2 separate regions of the Mus musculus genome follow, and region 1 is linked to region 2. A link is a contact called in ENCODE Hi-C or POLR2A ChIA-PET data. All regions are on one chromosome and are shown on one strand. Each heading gives the region's core, a stretch centred on a gene start or an enhancer-like site at or near the end of the contact. The rest is flanking DNA. Distances are from core to core; before and after follow the strand shown.

What was found. A loop is a pair of places that touch in the nucleus more often than their neighbours do. ChIA-PET counts read pairs that join two places held with the same protein, here RNA polymerase II (POLR2A).
Region 1: a loop to region 2 is called in a map of heart, with 3 times the contacts of the local background. The contact joins the promoter of Leng1 here to the promoter of Leng9 in region 2. A Hi-C loop is called at or near these places in 1 of 37 maps with a recorded cell type or tissue (heart). POLR2A ChIA-PET finds 5 or more read pairs at or near these places in 2 of 5 experiments (both embryonic stem cell).

The regions. Positions count from the first base shown.
Region 1 is chr7:3,663,127-3,668,601 of GRCm38, reverse strand. It overlaps Leng1 (leukocyte receptor cluster (LRC) member 1), which reads left to right and starts at 2,762. Exons shown (of 4, transcript NM_027203.3): 1 at 2,762-3,286; 2 at 4,741-4,920. The coding sequence starts at 3,155. It overlaps Tmc4 (transmembrane channel-like gene family 4), which reads left to right. Exons shown (of 15, transcript NM_181820.2): 11 at 978-1,161; 12 at 1,424-1,554; 13 at 1,628-1,783; 14 at 2,422-2,500; 15 at 2,594-2,848. The coding sequence ends at 2,662.
Region 2 is chr7:4,146,400-4,151,763 of GRCm38, reverse strand. Leng9 (leukocyte receptor cluster (LRC) member 9) reads left to right here and starts at 1,892. Exons shown (of 1, transcript NM_175529.3): 1 at 1,892-3,581. The coding sequence starts at 2,089. The coding sequence ends at 3,546. Leng8 (leukocyte receptor cluster (LRC) member 8) reads right to left here. Exons shown (of 16, transcript NM_001374609.1): 16 at 3,591-4,823. The coding sequence ends at 4,661. It overlaps Cdc42ep5 (CDC42 effector protein (Rho GTPase binding) 5), which reads left to right. Exons shown (of 3, transcript NM_021454.4): 3 at 1-504. The coding sequence ends at 429.

The DNA.
Region 1 (5,475 bases), core at 1,513-4,012, 480 kb after region 2:
TGTGTAGATAGGGTCTCTACACAACCCTGGCTGTCCTGGAACTCACTCTGGCCTTGAACGCACAGAGATCCAACTGCCTCTGTCTTCCAAGTGCTGGAATAAAGGTGTGTGCCACCATGGCTGTGTAAGGCCCTTAACCACTGACCATCTTTCCCATCCCCCTTTATTTTCCTAGACACTGGCTGACTGTAGTTTAGGCTGGTCTGGAACTGGTGGTGATCTAGCCTCCCTGTGGCTCTGATTACCAGTATAAGCCATCACATCACATCTAGCTCCCCACCCACTTTTTGTTTGTTTTTTCTTTTTTTTTTTTTTTTTCTTTTCGAGACAGGGTTTCTCTGTACAGCCCTGGCTGTCCTGGAACTCACTCTGTAGACCAGGCTGGCCTCGAACTCAGAAATCCACCTGCCTCTTCCTCCCGAGTGCTGGGATTAAAGGCTTACACAGCTACTACCCAGTCAACTCCTACTATCTTATTGTTTCAGGCCAGCTAACTAAGATCAGGCTTGTCCTTGGACATACCTCACAAAAGCTCAGCTCCTCAAAAGCATTTTCAAAATAATGGGCTGGGGCTGGTGAGATGGCTCAGCGGGTAAGAACACTGACTGCTCTTCCAAAGGTCCTGAGTTCAAATCCTAGCAACCACATGGTGGCTAACAACCACCCATAATGAGATCTGACACCCTCTTCTGGTGTGTCTGAAGACAGCAACAGTGTATTTATTTATAAATAAATCGTTGGGCATGAGCAAGTGGGGTTGACCAGAGCAAGCAGATGTCCTAAGTTCAATTCCCAACAACCACATGAAGACTCACAACCATCTGTACAGCTACAGTGTACTCATATACATAAAATAAATGAATAAATCTTTTTTAAAATAAATATTTAAAAAATAAACATAAAATCAAGGAATGGGCTGGGTGGTAGAGTTAGGAAAGCCAAAAGGCAGCCTATGACTGTCCCACTCTGCCCTTCAGGATACTCTGTGGCCTCTGTCCTGGGGCACTGGGTCGTCTGTCGGGAACCCTGGAGTTCCAGGTGCCAGATGAGGTGCTGGGGCTCATCTATGCGCAGACCGTGGTCTGGGTGGGAAGCTTCTTCTGCCCTTTACTGCCTTTGATCAACACTGCTAAGTTCCTCATACTGTTCTGCCTGAAGAAGGTGAGTCTGAGGAGTAGCCTAGGGTCTGAGCTGACAGGTGTTGGAGGCTGTAGTCCTGGGCTAGAGAAAGGAGGACGGTTATCAGGGCCCTGATTACTATGCCCTGAGGATGGGAGGAGGGAGCTGGAAGTCAGAGTCCTATTGGCTCAGAGATCTGGTCCCAGCCCCCAAAGGAGGCCAAAGCTCCAAGATAAGAAACAGGGAAAAGCAAAGGATTGACTCTTGAGTCTTACACCTCCATTTCCTCGCCTCTCCCTACCAGATAACCCTCTTCTCCATCTACTCACCGGCTTCCCGCACCTTCCGAGCATCCACGGCAAACTTCTTTTTCCCCCTGGTTCTCCTTGTGGGTCTGGCGATCTCTGCAGTTCCCGTGCTTTACAGTATCTTCCTGTAAGTACGAGAGACTTCTGTTTGTTCTCACTCTAGCTCGACTTGACTGAATCCAGTGTGTCTCCCCCTACAGGATCCCACCTTCGAAACTGTGTGGCCCGTTCCGCGGGAAGCTGTCCATTTGGGCCCAGATCCCTGAGGCCATTGAGAGCCTCCCTCAGACTGCCCAGAATTTTCTCTACTTTCTGGGAACCCAAGCTTTTACTGTACCTCTTCTGATCCTCTCTAGGTGAGCAGTCAGACTTTGAATGTGTGTAATTTAGTGTTTGAAAGAGAAAGGAGTTTCTGGGCACCTGAGTGCTAGAGAGGTGGGCTGGGTGCCTATATACAACAGAGACGTGGGGCTGGCCGGGATGCCTATAAATCAAGAGCAGGAGAGTCGGAGTGTGAATGCTTAGGGTCTAAGAAAAGACATCTGGGTTTGGATTCCTGGTCTGAGGAAAGGAGGGCTAGGGTGTGGATTTATCGATTTGATGAAGGGGGAGGAGGTATGGAGCCTGAACCTCTAGTTTAACCTCTGGTTAAAGGGTCTGAACTTTTGGGTCTAAAGAGAGAGGATAAAGACTTGTGTTCAGAGTCTCAAAAAGGGTTTTAAGGGATTTGAGGATCCTGATATTGGTTTCTTTAATTTACTTATTCATTTAATTTTTATGTGTGTTGGTATTTGGACAGTGTGACTGTCTGTGTGAAGTAACGAACTTGAGTTACAATTGTAAGCTGCCATGTGGGGCTGGGAATTGAACCCCGGTCCTTTGGAAGTGCAGCCAGTGCTCCGGTTACGAGCCATCTCTCCAGCCTGGTTTCTAAGGAGCCATATGATGAAGATGATTGTTTTTCTAGAGTGATTTTCATTCCTGTCTTCCATAGCATCCTGATGATGTATACCGTAGCCCTGGCTAACTGTTACGGACGCCTCATCTCTGAGCTCAAACGCCAGATAGAGACGGTGAGCCAGGCTGATTTCCCCGGAAAGGGCTCTATGAGACTATGAAAGAAGAATGAAAAGGTGTGCTTCACTTTCGCTCCTTTTTGCCCGCAGGAAGTGCAGAATAAAGTCTTCCTGGCCCAGCGAGCTGTGGCTCTGAGCTCAAGGAATGGAACTTCCTGATAAGTCTGGCTGAACCTTCAGCCCCTCAGCTTCAGTGACTTCATATCAAGTGATGGGACTCTTTCATCTCTGGAACCAAATTCCCCGCCCTCTGCCACCCGAATGCTACACTCTCAATTGAACCGTATTAATAAACAACAGTCAAGGCCGCTTTGCGTTTTGAAACCCCGTTCTGAAGCCTCGGACGGGGTTTGGGGAGGGGCCAGGTCCAAATCGGCCTGAAGAGCTAGGTTATGTCTGCTTAAAGGAATAGACAGGCAACAGCCTCATCAAGCAGCGTCCGGGGGTGGAGCAACTCAGGTTACAAATGCTTAGGATTGGCTGAGATGGAAGGCTCTCAGCCAATAATCTCTAAACAAGGCTAGGATGGGACGTGACAATTGGCCCAGAACCAATGCACGAGCAAGGGTGGAACCATGGGGCGGGAGCATCCTCGAGCCAATCGGAAGTGCTGAAGAGTGGGCCTGACAGTCCGAGGTCGGCACTGGAGCCATGAATATCTTGCCGAAGAAGAGCTGGCACGTCCGGAACAAGGACAATGTTGCCCGCGTGCGGCGCGACGAGGCCCAGGCCCGGGAGGAGGAGAAGGAGCGGGAGCGGAGGGTGCTGCTCGCCCAGCAAGAGGTAAGCCTGGGGACCGCCCAGAAGCGCGGCGGGCCTAGCTATCACTCGGTGCCGGGAGCGGGTCTGTGTGTTCGACGATGTTTCTCTGAAAATCCTGTGCTAACTTCCAAGAAACCTTCCTAGATTTCCCCACTGGTGTTGAGGGACCAGAGACTAGCATACTGGAAGAGTTGGACAAATATTCTGATTACTTTATAGGTTGCCCGCACAAGTTAATTACTGATCACCCACTCTGTGTATGCTCCCTTCCTTCTGAGCGCTTGCTTTGAGAAATTCCCTCTTAGAACAACTTGGAGGGGTGCGGTCACCTTGCTCTGAGTACAACGGCTTCAGCAAGGAGGGCAAAGGGCGGACAAGCCGGGGTCCACTTCGTTGGGCATGTCTTTTCTCCCTCCCTCATTGCTTGCCAAGAAAAGAGCATCTGGAGGTTTTATTTGGAACAGGGTCTGTGTAGCCGTGGCTGTTATGGAACTGGCTACGTAGACCAGGCTGGTCTTGAACTCAGCTTGCCTGTTCCACTTGAACGCTAGTATTGAAGACCACACACACATCACAGACTCTAAGTTACTCGATTAGTTTGGTTTACACTTAAGTCCCTTGGCCAATCTGATCATGAATTAGTGTGGGCTTAAAAAAAAAAAAAAAAGCCGGGTAGTGGCGGTGGCGCACGCCTTTGATCCCAGCACCTGGGAGGCAGAGGCAGGTGGATTTCTGAGGCCAGCCTGGTCTACAAAGTGAGTTCCAGGACAGCCAGGGCTACACAGAAAAACCCTGTCTTAAAAAACAAAACAAAACAAAACAAACAAACAAAAAGGTGACGCTTGTAATTAATCCCAGATACTAAGGCTGCAGAAAGGGGAGAATTGTGAATCAGAGACCATCCCTATCTGGGGTCAGGTTGTACTTGGAGTGGTGACCTGGAGCCATACCTTGGATTTAGATCCTTTGTCCAGAAAGCAATATTTGATTACCTTACAAGTTTGGGAGTATATACATACTTGTGTTGGGGACTGAATTTGGAACTACACACAAGGCAGGGGCTCTATGGCTGAACAAGCCACCTATACCTATACCTGAGTGGGTTTTCCTTGCATCACTTGAGACTGGGAAGCCTTCTGTTTTAGGTCAGGGATCTTCTCTGAACTATCTCTGATAGCCCAGTTTACTGTCTAAAAACATCGATTCTCCACTCCAAGTTAGAAATGGTATCTCTTCTTGCTCTCAATATTTGCCCCACCCCCACCCCCTCTTTTCAAGACAGGATTTTTCTGTGTAGTCCTGGAACTAACTCACTCTGTAGACCATGCTGGCCTTGAATTCAGAGATCCATGTGCCTCTGTCTCCTGAATGCTAGGTTCAAAGGTGTGTGCTACCACTGCCCTCCCTGCCCATGGACCATTCTTGTATCCTCAGCACTTCTGGGTTCTGAATGTCTTCCCTATAACCCTTCATAGGCCCGTACGGAATTCCTACGGAAGAAAGCCAGGCAACGAAACTCAGTGCCTGAGCTGGAAGCAGCAGACCCAGGAGCTCCAAGTTCTGGCCCTGTGGACCTGTTTAGGGAGCTGCTGGAAGAAAGGAAAGGAGTTCCCAGAGGCAATAAAGAGCATGAGGAAGAGAAGCGACGGGAAAAGGTAAGTTGGCCTCATTTTTTGGTGGAATCATGGGGGTGGGGACTGGCTGTGACTGTTAGGATATGGTGATAAGCACTCTAAAATTTTTAGAATATGACTGAGAGATATTACCTGTAAGTTGGTTACTGCTGTACAGCACTTAAACTGGCTAACCTTTTCCCATGGGACTAAAAAAAGTCTTAAGCTATTTTATTTTTGAGATGAGGTCACAACTACACAGACCAGGGGTGCTTTCCAATTCTCAATCCCCCTGCCTTGGCCTCCTGAGCCAAGTGTTGGGATCATAGGCACTCATCTCCAGACAGCATTTGTGCTTTTCAAACTGACTTGTACTGTGGCTCTCCTCTCTCTCGTCGAACTTTGAAGGTGCTATCTCCCACTGAAAAATCACTCCTCCACTTTGCTTTTCTGCAGGTTTTTCCTTAAACTGTTCCCAAAGCTTCTCCCATCTTCACTACTGCACAGGCCGCAGCCTCTCTTTCTTCCTCCTCCTGCAGATAAGCCCCTGGTGCTTCCTGAATGGTCTTCTGATCTCCCTTGTTAAATGACTGTCTA
Region 2 (5,364 bases), core at 643-3,142:
CCTGCACAACCCAAGAAGCGGCTGGATCGCGGAGCACTCTCGATCTCAGCACCCCTCGGAGACTTCAGGCACACATTGCACGTGGGACGCGGTGGCGACGCCTTCGGGGACACCTCATTCCTGAGTCGCCACGGGGGCGGTCCGCCTCCCGAGCCTGGAGCCCCACCGGTTGTGGCCCCACATTCTGTCGCTCCACCTGCAGCCCCACAGCCCCCTGTGGCTGTGCCTTCACCTGCGGACCCGCTGCTGTCTTTCCACCTGGACCTGGGCCCCTCTATGCTGGACGCGGTGTTAGGCGTCATGGACGCGGAGCGCAGCGAGACAACAGCCACCAAGCCCGATGGGGATGCCCACCCTAGAGTGCAGCACCCCAAGACCCGCTGCTGCTCAAATGCTGACCTCCAGCTGGACGACGTCATCGGTCTGTAGTGTCATAATTCCCTCAACCCCTCCCTCCCAGCACTCCACTTTTGTACACATAAATGGCTGAGGTTTGTGCCATGGACTGTCTATTCACTTTACGCGGGAAAGGGTACAGAAGCAGTAGGGTGGTGCCACTTCTAGTTGGGGTGCCACCAACTAGAAGTCAAGTTGTCAGTGATGCTCCTTTAAGAGTTTGAATACGTATTCATGTAATGCCCCTCCCCAAAGGCGGAGTCTCTACCACAGTCCTATTCATCCCTCAAACCTTGACCGATCCTCACTACCACCTGGATAAAGTCCAACACCCGTGACAGCTGCTATCTGGCATAAAGAGTCACAGTCGCCTGGCCATCCACTTCCCTCCAGGTGCACTCTGACTGGGCGGCGCTTCCCTGCAAAGGGAAGCGGTTGGCGAGCCTTTGGAGCCACGAGGGTGTGGTTCCCGTGGGAAGGGCTTCAGGTCCCACCAACTGTGTGTCGCCCTGCGGGAGGCTGTTGCGTTACAAATCTGGGCACAAAGTTCAGCCTGAGACGTCCAGATATTTTAACATCTAGAGGTGCAGGACTGCCCGAACCTATATCGGGAGGGGGGTGAAGCAAAATTCTCAAAGGTTTTCAGAGGGGAGGAACAATTAGAATTAGTCTCTGGGTTTGTTTTGGGACGGGGCTATCTTAGGTCCCTAGAGGGATAAGACCAATTTAAATTAACCGAACCAGAGGTAGAGTAAGGGTTTTTATAGTTTCCAAAAGGGTGGGTCGTATATTTCAAACGTTAGGCTGGTGACAGGAGTAAAACCCGACCTCTACAAGGAGGCACAGGAGAAACCATTTCACCATGGTTGAGTCCAGGATAAGACCAATGAGGGGCGGAGCATGTGTAAAACAATCAGGTGGAGTGAGGCCAAGGTAAAGGGGTGAGGCTCCCAGGAAAGACATTTATAAATAACTTGACAGAGGCAGAACCAGGAGTCACTTTATTCGTTATGAGGTGTGGCATGTAAGATAATCAATTGCATGGGAGCTGGCTACAAACTTTAAAGACGGTTGGGGGCGGGGCCAAGACCGCTGAGTCCCACTCCTCTCCTCCCAACGAAGCTGCGGTGTTCAGGTAAATCAGTTGCTGCCCTGCCAGGCTCCCTAGAGGTCTCGAGAGGCTGAGCAGATGCAAAGTATCTGGAGGCGGCCGGAGGGGTTGTCTAAGCCCTACCCCCACCCAGGCTGCGGAGTATATGTAAATCGGATGCGGAGAAGCCTTTCTTGGGGCCCTGACAGCGGTGGGGCACTTGTCAAGTATTTGCTAAACTGTCTCGCTAAAGTCCCCAAAGGGAGAAGTTGTATGGAATAAGACGTGACTCCCTGGATGTCCAGAGAGAAGCTTGACGCACACATAAATTGGCTGGTTGGGCGGGGCCAGGCTCTTTAAGACTCCCTGAGGGGCTGGACATATGTAAATCATTTCAGGCGGGGCAAGAGGGGGTTCCCAGTGGCTTACAAACCCGGTACGCGTAAATAAACTGGACTTGAAATTAGAGCTCCAGAGCCCGTGTTACATTCTGACGCCCTGCCTGGTCCTTTGGCCTCCTTCCACCTGAGGCGGGAGGGGTTCCTGGCGTCACAGTTGGAGATCAACGCTGCAGACAGAGACCGCTTAGTGCGTGAAGGCCCATGGAGGCCTCGGCCGATTCCTCTGAGGCCCCCGCGGTCTGCCGCTTCTTCCTAGAGGGCCGCTGTCGCTTCGGTGCGCGCTGCCGTCAGCCACATCCCGGGGCCCCGGCGCCGTCCCCGGTGGTTACGCAACCGGAGGCTGGGTCCAAGAAGCCGGCTCTGCGTACTGCTGCTGACGTCATCCGACGCATCCGCTGGGACCCGCGCCTGGACCCTGCTGACTTTTCGGTGGGCTACACCGACCGCTTCCTGGGAGTGCAGGAAGAGCCATTCTGCGCCTTCTGCTGGGACGAGCCGCTGGCAGCGCTCGGACCTGGCGTGTTGGCAGTGCCGCAGCACCGCATACGCTACTTCCGCTTCCGCGGCCGCCTGGTATGGGACCGTGCCTCCCGTACTGACCTCATTTTTGGATCGGGCTCTGTGGCTGGTCGGGGACCCACTATCCTTGATGCGCTGGACGGCGGGGACGAGCATTGGACAGAGGTCACGGCAGAAATTCCCGACACAGAGAAAACAGGGGTGGGTTTAGAGGGTCTGGATACCCAGGATGCCCTTGCAGAGGCGGGTGGAAACCCGACCGGAACAGGTCTTGATTCGGGCCTGGAGACACACGAAGAGGGTGGGGCAATCAAAGAGACCAGAACTGGGCTTGATTCCAGCCTGGAGACACCTGAAGTGGATGGGCCAACCAAAGAGACCGGGCTGAATGGGACCACTGAGTTAGAAATGCCAGACCCAAGCATGAACTTCTCAGGAGTGAAGATCAGCTCAGTAGAGGAGCCCAGAGCTACATTGCTTCCACAGTGGCAGGCGCAGGGCATGGAAACGAAAGGGCTTTCTGCTGAAGAGATGGGAAATGTGTGGGATCCAGGTGTTTGGCCTGACGACAGAAGGGCCCCTCGCCAGCCCCGGCCCACACATTTTGTGGCACTGATGGTGACAGAGTCTGGGCTTAGGGCTGAGGTGGTCAAGGCCCAAGAGCATCTGGTCCGGATTGCCCCTTCTTGTGCTGAGTTCCTGGTACCAGCACAGGCCCTGCACTTGACAGTGGTCTTGCTAAGGCTGACAGGCCCTGGGGAGGAGGCTGCAGCAGCTAGAGCTCTTCGGAGAGCCATCTTGAAACCAGGGCTTCAGGCACCCTCCCAGCTACAGTTCAGGGACTTGGTTCTTCTGGGCCATCATGTGCTCTGTGCCACACCCTCCCCCACACTGACAGGTATGGCCCAAACACTGAATCAGAGGCTAGAGGCCGAAGGGCTTAGAGTGGTGCTGCTGCCAGAACTACAACCGCACCTCACCCTGGCTAAGGTACCACATGGAACCCAGGTCTGCCTCCCTAAGCCTGAGTACACCCTGAACCAGGAGCTAGGAAGGCAGCCCCTAAGTAAACTCTGGCTTTGCCGCATGGGTAGAGCAGGGCATAGCTATCTTCCCTTGGTAGAAATTTCCCTGAAATGACCGAGGTTTCATATTTCGGATAAAACAGGCCAAGCAGAAACAGGTTCTCGCTCTCTCTCTTTAATTTTGGTTTCAAGCTTCCAAAATGTACTGTACTCAATGCTCAAGGAGAATGAAGGAAGGGAGGGGAGAGGGAGGGAGGGAGGCAGGGAGGCATCTGGGAAAAAGCAGCCTGACAGTCCAGCTGTTTGCAACCTCATAGCACATCCTCCAGTTACATGGCAGAAGGGGGAGGGGTAAAAAGAAAAGGGGAGAAGGAAGAAAAGTAACTTAAATAAACACACACACAGAGAAAAGAGAAGGAAACATGACGTGAGTTGGTGATCCATGAAGGCAGAGGGGAGGAAAGAAGGGAGGGTAACCATTTTACCTGTGTTGAACCAGGGAGTGGGAAGGGAAGAGGCAGGAGGGAAAGAAAAAAAAAAAATCAGAAGAAACATTGGGGCAGAGGGAGGAAGGGACACGGAGACAACTTAATACAACTTGAGTAAGACGAGGCAGCCCGGCCGGCATGGTCCCGCGAAGGCCTTGGAGTCCTCAGTGCGGTGTGGCGCTGGTCTGGTTGTGTCGGTGGTGCTGGCTGGAGTTTCTGGGGTGAGGAGCTGAAGGTGGGGCATAGTCTTTAAGTGGCTTCCCTCACCCCAAACACTGAGGCCCCAACGGCTGGGCAGCAAGAGTCTATGAAGAGGCAGCCGAGGCAATGGGTGTGGCCGGCTGGTGCCCCACTGCAGCGGGTGCGGCCTGGACAGCCTGTCTTCTTTCTGCTGGCCCCAGCGTGGGATGGGCCGACGCAGAGTCAGGCGCTGGACTACGAGCTCGAGAGAGAGAGAGAAAACACTGAGACAGCGTTAGTGGAGGTGACAGGTGCACACAGAACCTGTAGCCCCGCCCCACCCTGCTCCACTATACACTCCCAATTATCCCCTCTGAGACAAAAAATAAAAATGTAGAAAAAAATCTCTGTACAGGTCCCCGGTGGGAAACGGGGGCAGGGATGCTGGCTCTTCCTGGAGCCTACTCCCCACAAATTTTTACAACCCATGTCCATGGCTCAAAAAATGTGAAAAGGCGGCGCTGGGCCACAGCCCTGCTCCCGCCCGTGCTCGATGGGTGCTTAGAAGGCTGGCAGCTGCGCCAGGCTGAGGCGGCAGTCCACGCTGGAGTTGTCCGGGCCCGTGTAGGACAGGCCCAAGGGCTCTAGGAAGGCCCGGCAGGCGGCCTCGCCCTCGAAGGCCAACTCGGCCTGCAGGTAGGAGACGGGCAGCGCAGGGCGGAAGCTATGGAGACAAGAGGAGAAAATGATGAGGCAAACAGACAAGGGAGGGCCCAAGAACAAGGAGCAATGCTCCCCATCTGGGCTTGTATTTTCCTCAGCAAGGAACCTGCTGGCTTCTGCAGCCCCTCCCGACCTCCCCATTTTCAGGGGCTTGGGGGGGCAAGGGATGGGGTTGGTAGCCCCAGTGCCCAGCTGTGCCCCCCCTCGCCCACACTTACCTGTTCAGGAAGGAGGGGGCAGGAGGGAAAGGGCCCAGCTTGGCTCCTCTGCTGACTGAGGAGCTGGAGCCAGACAGAGTAAGTGGTACATGGGCTCAGAGGGTAGGGACAATGGCGCCCCCCTACCCCCCCTTCCCCCCCGGATGTTTGCACAGAGTGTTACACTCAGCAGTGCCTTCTGGTTGTTACTCAGATGCCCTAATAGTGTACATGTACCGCTAATTTTGAGGACCCTCTCCTGAAGACCACTTTAAGCCTTACCAAGTATCTGGAACCCAGGCACCCTATGGCCCTGGGACAGAACAGCCTGCCTCTGATATCTGA